Linked DNA regions of Homo sapiens: region 1 is linked to region 2. A link is a contact called in ENCODE Hi-C data. All regions are on one chromosome and are shown on one strand. Each heading gives the region's core, a stretch centred on a gene start or an enhancer-like site at or near the end of the contact. The rest is flanking DNA. Distances are from core to core; before and after follow the strand shown.

Region 1 (6,779 bases), core at 4,168-6,667, 4.9 Mb before region 2:
CCTCCTCACTGACATCAGGCTCGGTCATATAAATTGCTCTCAGTATAAGCTTTAAGGGCTATGCTTTTTTCTGTCTGCCAATAACAGTAATGTTTTAGAAAGAGCGTGCTTCATTAACCAAGGTCTTTGAGCAAAGATCATGTGTGTAAATCAGAGACACAGCCAACTTATGGTGGATGTATTAGTCTGTTCTCACACTGCTAATAAAGACATACCTGAGATTGGGAAATTTATAAAGGAAAGAGGTTTAATGGACTCACAGTTCCACATGGCTTGGGAGGCCTCAAAATCATGGCAGAAGGCAAAGGAGAAGCAAAAGCACATCTTACATGGTGGCAAGCAAGAAAGCTTGTGCAGGGCAACTCCCATTTATAAAACCATAATATCTTATGAGACTAATTCATTACCATGAGAACAGTATGGGGGAAACTGACCCCATGATTCAATTATCTCCACCTGACCCCACCTTTGACATGTGAGGATTATTACAATTCAAGGTGAGATTTGAGTGGGGACACAACCAAACCATATGAGTGGACATGCAATATGAGTGAGAAACAATTCTGTGATTGTAACCCAGTAAGATTTTTGGATGGCTAACACAGCATAACCTAGAGTATATGGAGGTGTGCATTTCCAGCTCTTTGACTTCCGGGTACCTAGTAGGATTGCACTTTCCTGCACCCTTTAAGTAAGGCATGGCCATGTGACTAATTTTAGCCAATAATATGTAAATACAATAAAAAGTGTCATTCCTAGGAGGGAGCTTTTAAAGCCAATGTGAGTTCACCATGCTTTCTTTCCCCTGCCAAACTGATGCGATGATTGTTGAAGCATGTATCAAGATGAAACCTTCTTCAGACTAGGTTTCTAAATGAGCACATTAAGCAGAGCCCCGTGAAGTTGAACATGTAGTATGAGCAAAATATAAAATTTATTTTTAAGCCACTGAAATTTTAGGATTGTTTGTTATGGCAGCATAACCTAAACCATCCTGACTCATATAAAAATTGGCTCCTAGATATGGGTTAGTGTAATAACAACAATAAGCATAACAACAATAAAACTAAACAATCATTTAGAGGGCGATAACTAAGAACACTGCTATCAGAAGCTGAAGGGATGGTGATCTGTTTGGTAAACATATCACCTGTGATAATGTAGAAGGCAGATCATGAACCTGATGAACTAAAGAAAAGGATTGTAAAACAGAGAGTGAGTAGTGTGTGTTGGTGGCTGTTGGATGCATTCTGAAAGTTACTACAAGCTATTCAAAGATGAACTCAGAAAAATTTGGCCTGTTTGCAATCAGGAATGAAATGGAATAGAGAAAACCTATAAATCCAGGGATTTACATCGTTAGAAGAGGCAATTGTTTCCCAGTCCCGACTGGTAAAATATAAAATCAAGAAATACTTTTAGCAAGAAAGGACCTGGAAGAAACTAAGCTTTGAAGTAAGGATCAAGTCACAAAGTATGAACCTACTATTAAAACCTCAGGATAGGAGGCCGAGGAGGACGGATCACCTGAGGTCGGGAGTTCGAGACAAGCCTGACCAATATGGAGAAATCCTGTCGCTCCTAAAAATACAAAATTAGCCGGGCGTGGTGGCGCATGCCTGTAATCCCAGCTACTCAGGAGGCTGAGGCAGGAGAATCGCTTGAACCCGGGAGGTAGAGGTTGCAGTGAGCCGAGACTGTGCCATTGCACTCCAACCAGGGCAACAAGAGTGAAACTCCGTCTCAGAAAAAAAAAAAAAAGGATCAATTAAGATCTTACCCAGTATATACTTTCAACTGGACAAAATGGCTCTGGGAAAAGGAAGAAAGGTCTAACTCTCCCATCAAAACCCAATAAGCCCAAAGTGCTCAAAATCAAGTGAAGAGCAAGAGAGTGAGACGGCAAAAGAGAGACAGAGGAGTCAACAGGCAGGAGAGCAGGAAAGCAAAGAGATATGGCAAACCAAAGAAGTATGTCTGGAAAAGAACTTTGTGGCTATTGTCACATGGAACACCTCATATCAGATAGATAAGAAGCCTACCTACACATATTCAAGACTTAATGTCACTCTGCATCTCCCCAACTTTTAAAAGCTTATTTAAAAGCATATTTTCCAATGCCTGCTTTAGCTGTGGAAAAGGAAGACTCTCCGAGGGCAAATCCAGGAGTCATGGAAAACAATGGGCAGGGCAGCTTGGTGCTGTGACTGGATGGGTCTTTAAGGTTGTTTCCCTTGAATAAAGAATGAGGGAATTCCACCAGGGGAAGGAGAGTAGACCAAACATTTGGTGAACAGAAAGGGAGACAGAGTCTTTAGTGTTATTCCCCAAATATTCCTGGAGAGCCCTTTGAGACACCTGGTAGGATTATAGTGATCTAAAGAGGCATGGCCATGTGACTGCTTTGGCCAATGATGTATGGGCAGAAGTGATGTGTGCCATAAGTGGATGCTCTGACAGCCATGATGTTCCGAGTTCCTTCCCCACAGTCAGGATAGCTGTGAAAAGGGGTATCAACACGAGGCCTCCTTCAGCCTGAGCCCTTTAGTGACTACAATGAGCAGAGCTACCCTGCCAACCTACAACGGTCATGTAGCAGAAATGACCAACTTTCACTGGAATAAGCCACTGATATGTTAGGGTTGTTTGTTAGGGCAGCATAACACTGCCTTTCCTGACAGAACTGGGAGTGAGAGATAAGGCTGGAGAGAGAAGGAGTTGGATTGTGAAAAGCCCCTTCTCCAAGGCATAGGAATCGGAACTCTCCTGATTGTAAGGAAAAGCCAATGAAGGCTTCCAAGCAGGGGCGTTAACATGAACAGATTTGTTATTTTTTTGGATGAAATATGCTATTTCTCAACATAAGGAGAAGATCAGCCTACTAAACCACATGAGGCAGAGAGGAACACACAGAACCTTAGGCAAAAGATATATATTTATGCAAAGTCCTAAGTCTTGAAATTTCTAAATACAAGAGCTCTGAACGGAGTTACAGTCAGAGGATCAGGCAAGAAAATTTCTTCTATGCCACAAGCGCTATTTCCTCTGCAGATAACTAATACTCCACAAGAAAGTTTGCCAGAGTAGAGAAAATACAAAGGAATGTAACACAGACCTGAGGTCAATTTCCAGCTGCCTGTGTGACCTCAACAAAGATACTTAACCTCTCTGGGCCTATTTCCTCACATGTTAAATCTGGATAATAATATATGTCTCTCAAGACAGTTGTGGGGAGAAAACAGCGTATTTAAATTGCTTAGGAGAATGCCTGGCAGATAATAAGTGTTTAATACATGAAACTGATTTTTATTACTGTTATTAAAAAATATTTAGAACACCAACTCCCTGAATACAACAGAAAATGATTCAGGGCAACAGACAGAGGAGAATGTTCTCTCCTTGAGGAAGCAACTGGATCTTGTCATCACTGTATACCTACCTACCCCACCCCCTCCCCAGCTCAGTGCCTGGCTCACAGTAGGCTTTCAGTTACCCTCTGCAGATCAGTGAAAGCTAGGTGAGTGCCCGGAGTGAAGAAAAGTTGGCAGGTTTCCCACTGATACCAGCTGCTGTTGGTTTCTGAACACTCAAAGCCGCAAATACCTTAGGGCTGGGGGCAATGAACCCAAGGCTGAATTCCAAGTTCAGAAGCAGCGAAGTCTGAATTTAGAACCTAGGAACTTAAACTGCTGCAGGTCCAACTTCAAGCCCCAGTTTTAGACAGAGGCTTGGGAAAGATCTGACTTCTAACCCGGTTCCCCCTCCCCTCCTCCCCTCGATGCTTCTCACAGGAAAGTACACCTGGTCCTGCCAAATCGCACTCTTATATCCTGGCATCCTATCCAGGCTCTGCGAGGATGGAAACTGCGAGGCAGGGGAGGGAAGCGGGCTGTTTGGCCACCACCTCCCTAGTGCTGCAGGCGACCCTGTCACACTAACTCCTGGCAGCCCAGTGAGGTGGACGGCACCGGCCCCACCTGCAGATGAGGGAAATGAAGCTCGGAGGAGTTCCGTGATTTGCTTGCTTCACACTGTGGTAGCCTGGCCACGAAAGAACCAGGATTCCCGACTTCGGGATTCTTTCCACCACACACTTTCGTCCCTAAGGGGTGGGGGGCGGGGGGAGAATAAAATAACCGCGGAAAAGGAACCACTTACATGTGTCTAGCGCTTCCTAGAGGCTACCCAGGATATGCGCCCACCACCCGGCCGGGAGTGCAGAGATTTGAAGTCCAGGTTCTACCCCGGGCTCCGAGTACTACTGCGTGACTTTATGCGAGTGTCCGCCGCCTTCTGGGCTTGTTTTCCCGGAAGCAACTCGGCGCGGATGGAGTGTGTGTGTGCGCGCGCGCGCGCGTTATGTTGTGCGTGTTGTGTTAAGCGTGTGCGTGTTGTCCGGGGGCGGGAGGGGGAGTAGACTAACACCGGGGTTCCCCGAGTTTCGGATCGCCTACACGCTTGTTCCCATCTGGACCCTGTTACCCACCAATTGCGCCCACTATAAAAACTGCCCCTCCGAGGCAAAGCTGTGAACCCCCGCGCCCTTTCCCCCACGGTCCCGGAGGATGAAGTGGGGTGCAACGGAGACTCAGCTGAGCGTCCAGTTTCGGGCAATACAAATCTCTCGGCTTCTACGAGCAGCCAGACGACCCCGCGGACCGTCGCTCCTGAACTTGACCGAGATGCAAACTTCGGAGTGTTCTCAACGTGGGGGGCCGACTCTCGGGAGACCGCCCCTAAACTTAAGTCCCCTTAGGCTCGCCCCCACCTGGGACTTCACAGAGCCACCTTAAGGGCGGTATTCCCGCCCCCCCGGAAGTGCGGGGGGGTGGCAGCGTACTTGGATTCTCAGCCTCCAGCCCCGCGCGGTGGCGGCCGCCGGTGGATGACTTCGGGCCCCACAAGTGGGGAAACAACAACCACCCCTCGCCCGCACCCCTGGCCCAAAACAACTGGCCAGGTTCCCTGGCCTCCCGGGTCCCTGCATCCCCCGCATCCCCGTCCGCAGCCGTGAACTTGAGCCCCCCTCCATCAGAGGTTGCGAGCGTCCGCCCGCTCGCGGCAGCCACCGTCACTAGACAGTCAAACCCCAAGACGTCAGCCCACAATGCACCGGGCGGGCCGGGAAAAACGGCCCGGGGAGGGGACCGGGGAAGAGAGGGCCGAGAGGCGTGCGGCAGGGGGGAGGGTAGGAGAAAGAAGGGCCCGACTGTAGGAGGGCAGCGGAGCATTACCTCATCCCGTGAGCCTCCGCGGGCCCAGAGAAGAATCTTCTAGGGTGGAGTCTCCATGGTGACGGGCGGGCCCGCCCCCCTGAGAGCGACGCGAGCCAATGGGAAGGCCTTGGGGTGACATCATGGGCTATTTTTAGGGGTTGACTGGTAGCAGATAAGTGTTGAGCTCGGGCTGGATAAGGGCTCAGAGTTGCACTGAGTGTGGCTGAAGCAGCGAGGCGGGAGTGGAGGTGCGCGGAGTCAGGCAGACAGACAGACACAGCCAGCCAGCCAGGTCGGCAGTATAGTCCGAACTGCAAATCTTATTTTCTTTTCACCTTCTCTCTAACTGCCCAGAGCTAGCGCCTGTGGCTCCCGGGCTGGTGTTTCGGGAGTGTCCAGAGAGCCTGGTCTCCAGCCGCCCCCGGGAGGAGAGCCCTGCTGCCCAGGCGCTGTTGACAGCGGCGGAAAGCAGCGGTACCCACGCGCCCGCCGGGGGAAGTCGGCGAGCGGCTGCAGCAGCAAAGAACTTTCCCGGCTGGGAGGACCGGAGACAAGTGGCAGAGTCCCGGAGCCAACTTTTGCAAGCCTTTCCTGCGTCTTAGGCTTCTCCACGGCGGTAAAGACCAGAAGGCGGCGGAGAGCCACGCAAGAGAAGAAGGACGTGCGCTCAGCTTCGCTCGCACCGGTTGTTGAACTTGGGCGAGCGCGAGCCGCGGCTGCCGGGCGCCCCCTCCCCCTAGCAGCGGAGGAGGGGACAAGTCGTCGGAGTCCGGGCGGCCAAGACCCGCCGCCGGCCGGCCACTGCAGGGTCCGCACTGATCCGCTCCGCGGGGAGAGCCGCTGCTCTGGGAAGTGAGTTCGCCTGCGGACTCCGAGGAACCGCTGCGCACGAAGAGCGCTCAGTGAGTGACCGCGACTTTTCAAAGCCGGGTAGCGCGCGCGAGTCGACAAGTAAGAGTGCGGGAGGCATCTTAATTAACCCTGCGCTCCCTGGAGCGAGCTGGTGAGGAGGGCGCAGCGGGGACGACAGCCAGCGGGTGCGTGCGCTCTTAGAGAAACTTTCCCTGTCAAAGGCTCCGGGGGGCGCGGGTGTCCCCCGCTTGCCACAGCCCTGTTGCGGCCCCGAAACTTGTGCGCGCAGCCCAAACTAACCTCACGTGAAGTGACGGACTGTTCTATGACTGCAAAGATGGAAACGACCTTCTATGACGATGCCCTCAACGCCTCGTTCCTCCCGTCCGAGAGCGGACCTTATGGCTACAGTAACCCCAAGATCCTGAAACAGAGCATGACCCTGAACCTGGCCGACCCAGTGGGGAGCCTGAAGCCGCACCTCCGCGCCAAGAACTCGGACCTCCTCACCTCGCCCGACGTGGGGCTGCTCAAGCTGGCGTCGCCCGAGCTGGAGCGCCTGATAATCCAGTCCAGCAACGGGCACATCACCACCACGCCGACCCCCACCCAGTTCCTGTGCCCCAAGAACGTGACAGATGAGCAGGAGGGCTTCGCCGAGGGCTTCGTGCGCGCCCTGGCCGAACTGCACAGCCAGAACACGCTGCCCAG
Region 2 (6,994 bases), core at 1,818-4,317:
TCTCCTGCCTCAGCTTCCTGAGTAGCTGGGACTACAGGCATGTGCCACCATGCCCAGCTAATTTTTGTATTTTTAGTAGAGACGGGGTTTCACCATGTTGGCCAGGATGTTCTCAATCTCCTGACCTTGTGATCCGCCCACCTTGGCCTCCCAAAGTAATTCAAACGGATTACAGGTGTGAGCCACCACACTCGGCCAGGTTATGGCTTTCAAAGGCTCAGAGAGCAACTTTGGATAGTTGCAGGCACTTCTGGGTGGTGCTTTCAGCAGCTACAGGGTGCTCAAATCAACAGAGTGGTTCTAACAGCAGCAGGGGCACCACCCTCAGCAGCTCAGCATTCAGTGTTGTCTCATGGCTCTAAATGGAAGCAGTAGCTTCCTGGTATTTGGGCAGTAACTCCATTCTGCTCTTAGCTACTACAGCCCCGTTCTTTCTTTCCTATGCTTTTTTAGCCTCTCCAACAACTTTGTTATCAATTCCCTGCATTAAATCCCCCTTTGATATAGGTATCAAAAGTTTTTGTCCTGAAGAAACACTGTCCAATATAGTTAATTTCTTCCACTCATTCATTATTCATTAAATAAAAATTCATTTATTACTTACTAATGTAATGGGTACTTTGGAAGCGATGATAAACAAGACAAAGTCCCTGCTCTTGTGAAGTCTGTATATTAGTGAGAAGTCAGACAATAAGAAGTAAACAAACAAGATGATTTAAGACTGTGATAGGTGCTATAAAAACAGAAGCAGAGGCTGGATGCGATGGCTGATGCCTGTAATCCCAGCACTTTGGGAGGCTGAGGCAGGCAGATCACCTGAGGTCAGGAGTTTGAGACCAGCCTGGCCAACATGGCAAAACCCCGTCTCTACTAAAAAATACAAAAATTAGCCAGCATGGTAGTATGCGCCTGTAATCCCAGCTACTCAAGAGGCTGAGGCAGGAGAATCACTTGAACCCGAGAGGCGGAGGTTGCAGTGAGCTGAGATCATGCCACTGCACTCCAGCCTGGGCAAAGGAGTGAGACTCTGTCTCAAAAAAAAAAAAAAATAGATGTGGCTTAAACAATAAATAATTGTCTCTCTTGTGTAAATGAAATTAGGAGGTAAAGGCAGGTAGCCTAGAACTGATATGGTTGCCATAAATAATCAAGTCTCCTTTAGGCTCAGTACTTCATTTTCCCTACAGTGTGACCCCCTTTCTGTGGTCCAGTATGGTGCTAGAGCTGCAGCCAACACATCCCAAATCCAGGCAGCTGAATGGAGGATGGGATTAAGAAGAGGCAAAGACCATCATGCAGTAGCTCCCTTTTAAGGGGGTTTCTAGGAAGCTACCATGCAATACTTTGATTATATTTTATTGGCCTGAACTCAGTCAGCTGGCCATACCTAGCTGCAAAAGAGGCTGGGAAATATAACTATATGCCCAGTTAAAAAACTGGGAGTTCAATTATTATGAAAGAAGGGGAGAATAGATATTGAGGCAGACAACGAGTAGTCTCTACCACAAGAACCTTAGAACCTGAGGTGTCTTTATGAACACGCATTTGGACTGATTTTTTTTTTTTTTGGACAGGGTCTCACTCTATGGCCCAGTCTGGAGTGTGATGGCGCCATCACTGCTCACTTCAGCCTGAACCTCCCAGGTTCAAGCAATTCTCCTGCCTCAGTCTATGGAGTAGCTTGGACTACAGGTGTGCACCACTACACCCGGCTAATTTAAAAAAAAGTTTGTTGTTGTTGTTGTTGTTGTTTTTGTGGAGATGAGGTCTCACTATGTTGCCCAGGCTGGTCTCAAACTCCTGGCTTGTGATCCTCCTGCCTTGGCCTCCCAAAGTGCTGGGATTACAGGTGTGAGCCACTGTGCCTGGCCTGGACTAATTCTTTACAAGTTTTCTCCACCACCGGATAGATCTCTTCACGGCAGAGACTTGATCTATCAGTTGTATTCCCAGTTTGTCCTACAGTGCTTTAGACATGATTGATAGTAACATGATTTTGGAAGTGAATAGGATATAATCTTAAAGCATTCAGGAAGCCATTGTTAGCAAACGTTGCAGAGCAGTAGGTGTGATCTCAATTCCTCTCACCAGCCTATGCATTTCCTTAGTCAGTAAATCACTGAATCTATTTCTGTCTTGAGTATTGCATGTTGACTGTGGCATGTGATTGAGCATAAAAAGGCGTTAGCGATATGCATCCAGAGATCTCACTGAGGTCTAAAGCACTGAGAAGACTTCATTAGGTGAAACTTGGGTTGGTGAAACACCTTTTTTCTTACTGGCAGTATATTAATGATAACATTTGTATAGCATATTATTTACATCCTCACAACATCACCAGGATATTTTTATTTTCATCCTTATCTTACTGTTGAAGAAATGGAGGCTCAGAGAAGATAAAAATATTCAATTTAGCAAGTGGCAGATCTGGAAGTAGAAACCAGATTTTATGAAACCAAAGGCATCTCTAGAGAATTTTTTTTTTATTTCAGTAAAATTACTGCGTACCTATTGTGGAGAAGACCACCACATCCTTTGGTTTCACTTTTAGGTGACTTATAAAGTAATAGGGAGAAATGAGGGCAGATCATTTTGCTAGCTCTAACTGAAGAATTCCAGTCAATCAATACTGTGGCTGTTATCGGCTTTATAAAAGACTACTATTCCCAGCATGCCTCAAGGCACCTCCAGGAAGACCTTGACTCCCAGCATTCTGTACTTTGGAACTCCGAGTCCCAGAATGCAACATTCCTCCTACTTCCTCTCAGGGGGCCGTCGAGACTACAGTTCCCAGCATGCAGCGCCGCCACCTGCTTCTGGCGCCCCGCTGGACCCTGCTTCGAAGGGACCGTTTGGTCGCCAGAGGGCGGTTCCTGGAGTTACAGCCGCGTTTGCGGGACGTGTCTGCGCGGCAGTCCTGGCCTGTTGAGCTTGTCCAGACGAAGCCTCGCAGGGATGGGTTGGAGCCTGGGCCGGGCTTCGCTCAGGCAGCGTTTGAGGCAGACCCAGCAGGGTCCTCCTGGGGCCTTCCTGCCTTTGAACTGCGGTGGCGGGCGGGCGCACGGTCTCCTGTACGCCCTAGACTAGGGGCCGCCATCTCCATGGCCACGGCCGTGAGCCGGCCCTGCGCCGGCAGGTCGCGGGACATACTGTGGCGCGTGAGTGCGGCGTGCACTGTGGCACGCACTGCCAGGGTCGGGCCGGGCGGGCAAGCTCTGATCGCGCGTGCGCGCTGGGCGGGGGAGGGCCGGTCCCGGGGCAGCGTGGAGAGAACGCGTGGGGAAGGCACCACTTGGGGGACTGATTGCAGGGTTGTGGGAAGTCCTGAGTGGAAGTTGGTTACGGGGTAGGAGAGGGGTCCTGAGTGGAAGGAAGCTGGTCAGAGTGGGACGGATGGACTGAATGGAAATTGGAATAGGGAGTGAGGCGGAGTTTTACGCAAGGGTACCGTATCCAGTAGGTGCAAAATAAATAACTTAATTTGTTTCGTTAAGAAGTGGGAAGGAATGCACGGAATTGGAAAGAAATGTGGCATTAGTAGAGGCTGGGGTTAGGGTCCAGTAAGCAGGGCAGGTGTTCTTTGTAAGGTAGAATGGGACTGAGCTGAGTGGAATAGTACTTCCTCCTTAAAGTTACGGAATTAACAGTACTACATCGCTTCTCTGGAGTGCAAAGAGAAAGAGGAGAAAGATCCCTTTTGGAAAAGTGCTTCTATCCCAGTGCACTGCCATCTCCCCTGTATTCCAAACTAAAAACTTTTGGGTCCGTAAGTCTTATCTTTTTTTTTTTTTGAGCCGGAGGCTCGCTCCCTGTTGCCCAGGCTGCAGTGCAATGGCGCGTTGTCGGCTCACTGCAACCCCCGCCTCCAGGGTTCAAGGAGTTCTGCCTCAGCTTCCCGAGGAGCGGGGATTATAGATACGCACCACTACGCCCAGCTAATTTTTGTATTTTTAGTAGAGATGGGGTTTCACCATGTTGGTCAGGCCGGTCTTGAACTCCTGACCTCAAGTGAGTCATCCGCCTCGGTCTCCCAAAGTGCTGAGATTACAGGCGTGAGCCACCGTGCCTGGCCTCTAAAATTTTTTTAAAAATTATTTTTATAATAGAGATACGATATCTTCTCCAGCCTGGTCTTGAGCTCCTGGGCTCAACTAGTCCTCCTGCCTCAGCCGCCTAACTATTTGGGACATCAGGTGCATGCCATCGTGCCTGGTGTATGTTTAGCATGCATGAGTACTTCATTCCTTTTTGTGGCTGAATAATCCACTGTATGGACATACCACATATTTTGTTTATCCATTCATCAGTATGTGGGTATTTGGGTTGTTGCCACCTTTGGCACTTGTGAGCCACCGCACTTGGCTGACAGTGTCTTCTGAAGCAAAAAAGTTTTAAATATTGCTGATGTCCAATTTATCTATATTTTTCTTTTGTTGCTTATGCTTTTGGTGTCATATCTAAGAAACCATTGCCAAATCCAAGATCATGAAGGTTTACTCCTATGTTTTCTTCCAAGAGTTTTATAGTTTTAGCTCTTACATGTAGGTCTTTAATCCATTTTGAGTTAATTTTTGTATAGAATGTGGGATAGGAGGCTGGGCGCTGTGGCTCACGCCTGTAATCTTAACACTTTGGGAGGCTGAGGTGGGAGGATCACTTGGGGTCAGGAGTTCGAGACCCCATCTCTACTGAAAAAAAAATTAGTCAGGTGTGGTGGCGGGCACCTGTAACCCCAGCTACTCAGGTGGCTGAGGCAGGAGAATCACTTGAACCCGGGAGGAGGAGGTTGCAGTGAGCTGAGATGGCACTGTTGCATCTAGCCTGGGGGACAGAGCGAGCTGTCTCAAAATCACAACATCAAAAAGAATGTGGGATAGGAGTTCAACTTTATTCTTTTTTTTTTTTTTTTTTGTTAGACAGAGTCTTGCTCTGTTGCCCGGGCTGGAATGATGCCTGGCTAATTTTTAAAAAATTTTTTATAGAGACAGGGTTTTACCATGTTGGCCAGGCTGGTCTCAAACTCCTGGCCTCAAGTGATCCGCCCACCCTGGCCTCCCAAAGTGCTGGGATACAGATGTGAGCCACCACGCCCGGCCTCAGCTTTTTGGTGGACTGCCTCCTAACTGCATTGTCTCTGGTTTGGTTCGTGTCCCAACTCCTCCATCTTCCTTAAAGCCAGCTTTCAGTAAACAGACATGTTTTACCTTGAGCAACATGAATTTGATTGTCACTTTCATGCTTAAAACCCCTCTATATCTTCTTGTATTATTCAGCAGTAAATATTTTCCTCCTATATGATAGATACGGGCAATTCAAACATGAATAGAATGCTACAGTGCCGTAGTTGCCCAGTAAAGGTTCATATCTGATGATTATAAATACAGTTACAGTATACAGGTGGTTCCCATAAAATGTGTACAGCCTTTATATATTAATATAGCTATCAATTAAGCCTAGAGAGACAAGTATTAGTTGCTCTAAAACAGCTGTAAATCAATGCCCACCACCCCTCATACAAAGTATGATATTTGATGTTGCACCTAACTTTGTACTAATGCAGGCATCAGCTCACTGATACTATAAATTCTTTAGTGGTACGTAATGTTATTACTAGTAGTGAATGTTTGAGTTACGGATTATGATCTGAGTTAGTGGTTAACATCCTGTATGAAAAGATAGGATTTGCATAACTGAAATAATTTAACTGACTTCATGAGTGAGGGTTTTTCTTTTTGTTTATAGGTTTTGGGCTGGAGGATAGTTGCAAGTATTGTTTGGTCAGTGCTATTTCTACCCATCTGCACCACAGTATTTATAATTTTCAGCAGGATTGATTTGTTTCATCCTATACAGTGGCTGTCTGGTAGGTGATACTCAACTTGGGGAGAAAGTTATAGGACCTACTTCTCAACATAAAAATTGCATTATGTTTCAAGCAGTTTATTTTCAATTACTGCCTATGTTATATTGACACATCAAAACATTCACTTTGAGATAATTTTAAGATGTCTCCTTCGTAACATAAATCACCTTTTTATTATGTAATAAGATTAATAAGCTTGTCAAAGACTGTGATCATAGGAACGAAAAGATCATTAGAAGACCCCATAAATGAAAACTTAGTTTCATTTGTTTTTCCTTTGGGCAGCTTTATTGAGATTGTTTGTCTCTTTAAAATACAGAATGGTTCCTGTCATCGATTCGAAATTGTGGGTAGAAAATATGACATGTACCTCTTTTAAAAATACGTCTAAAATTAAGAGCACTTGATTTCTTTTTTTGAAACAGAGTCTTGCTCTGTCACCCAGGCTGAGTGCAGTGGCTCAGTCTTGGCTCACTGCAACCTCTGCTTCCCATCTTCAAGCAATTCTTGTGCCTCAGCACGCGCCACCACGCCCGGCTGATTTTTGTATTTTTAGTAGATACGGGGTTTTGCCACGTTACCCAGGCTGGTCTTGAGCTCCTGACTTCAAGCAATCCACCTGCCTCAGCCTCCCGAAGTGCTGGGATTACAGGTGTGAGCCACCGCACCTGGCCTAAAATGTTCCTTAAATTCCTTAGAGACTAAGTAAAATTACTAAATGTATTAAAATTAACTTGTTTTCTGTTAATAACTACCCATTATTGCCTGTTTACCGTGTGCCAGCTCCTTACATATATTACTTCTTATCCTTCCTGTAACTCTGTGTAGTTAAGAGGTACTTTCTACTTTATAAATGGGATAACTGAGATTCAGGTTAAATAATCCATGCAGAGACACCCAGCTAGTGAGTAACTGATTTAGGATTGAAAATTGGTCTTTCTTTTGCCTTGTAAAGTGGGAAGTTGAGTTTTTAATTTCGTTTTTCACAAGAAAATGCCAGTTTTCAAGGAGTTGGACTCTTTACCCATGACCTTTGGAGATATTGGTGTTAAGTTTCTTGTTGACGTACGTCCATCACTTTTTCGATAGGTCCCACTGGTCAGGTGAAATTAAGCCATAAGCCAGCACAGG

The links. A loop is a pair of places that touch in the nucleus more often than their neighbours do. Pooled maps may share reads with other maps.
Region 1: a loop to region 2 is called in a map of naive thymus-derived CD4-positive, alpha-beta T cell, with 18 times the contacts of the local background. The contact joins the promoter of JUN here to the promoter of NDC1 in region 2. A Hi-C loop is called at or near these places in 1 of 168 maps with a recorded cell type or tissue (naive thymus-derived CD4-positive, alpha-beta T cell), 1 of 37 single-sample maps with no recorded cell type and 4 of 50 pooled maps.

The regions. Positions count from the first base shown.
Region 1 is chr1:58,782,685-58,789,463 of GRCh38, reverse strand. It overlaps JUN (Jun proto-oncogene, AP-1 transcription factor subunit), which reads left to right and starts at 5,417. Exons shown (of 1, transcript NM_002228.4): 1 at 5,417-6,779. The coding sequence starts at 6,394. It overlaps JUN-DT (JUN divergent transcript), which reads right to left and starts at 4,313. Exons shown (of 2, transcript NR_108106.1): 1 at 4,159-4,313. RefSeq lists enhancers at 4,226-4,971, 5,198-5,457, 4,972-5,719.
Region 2 is chr1:53,834,369-53,841,362 of GRCh38, reverse strand. NDC1 (NDC1 transmembrane nucleoporin) reads left to right here and starts at 3,067. Exons shown (of 18, transcript NM_018087.5): 1 at 3,067-3,158; 2 at 5,743-5,863. The coding sequence starts at 3,102. RefSeq lists an enhancer at 2,594-3,073 and a silencer at 3,184-3,313.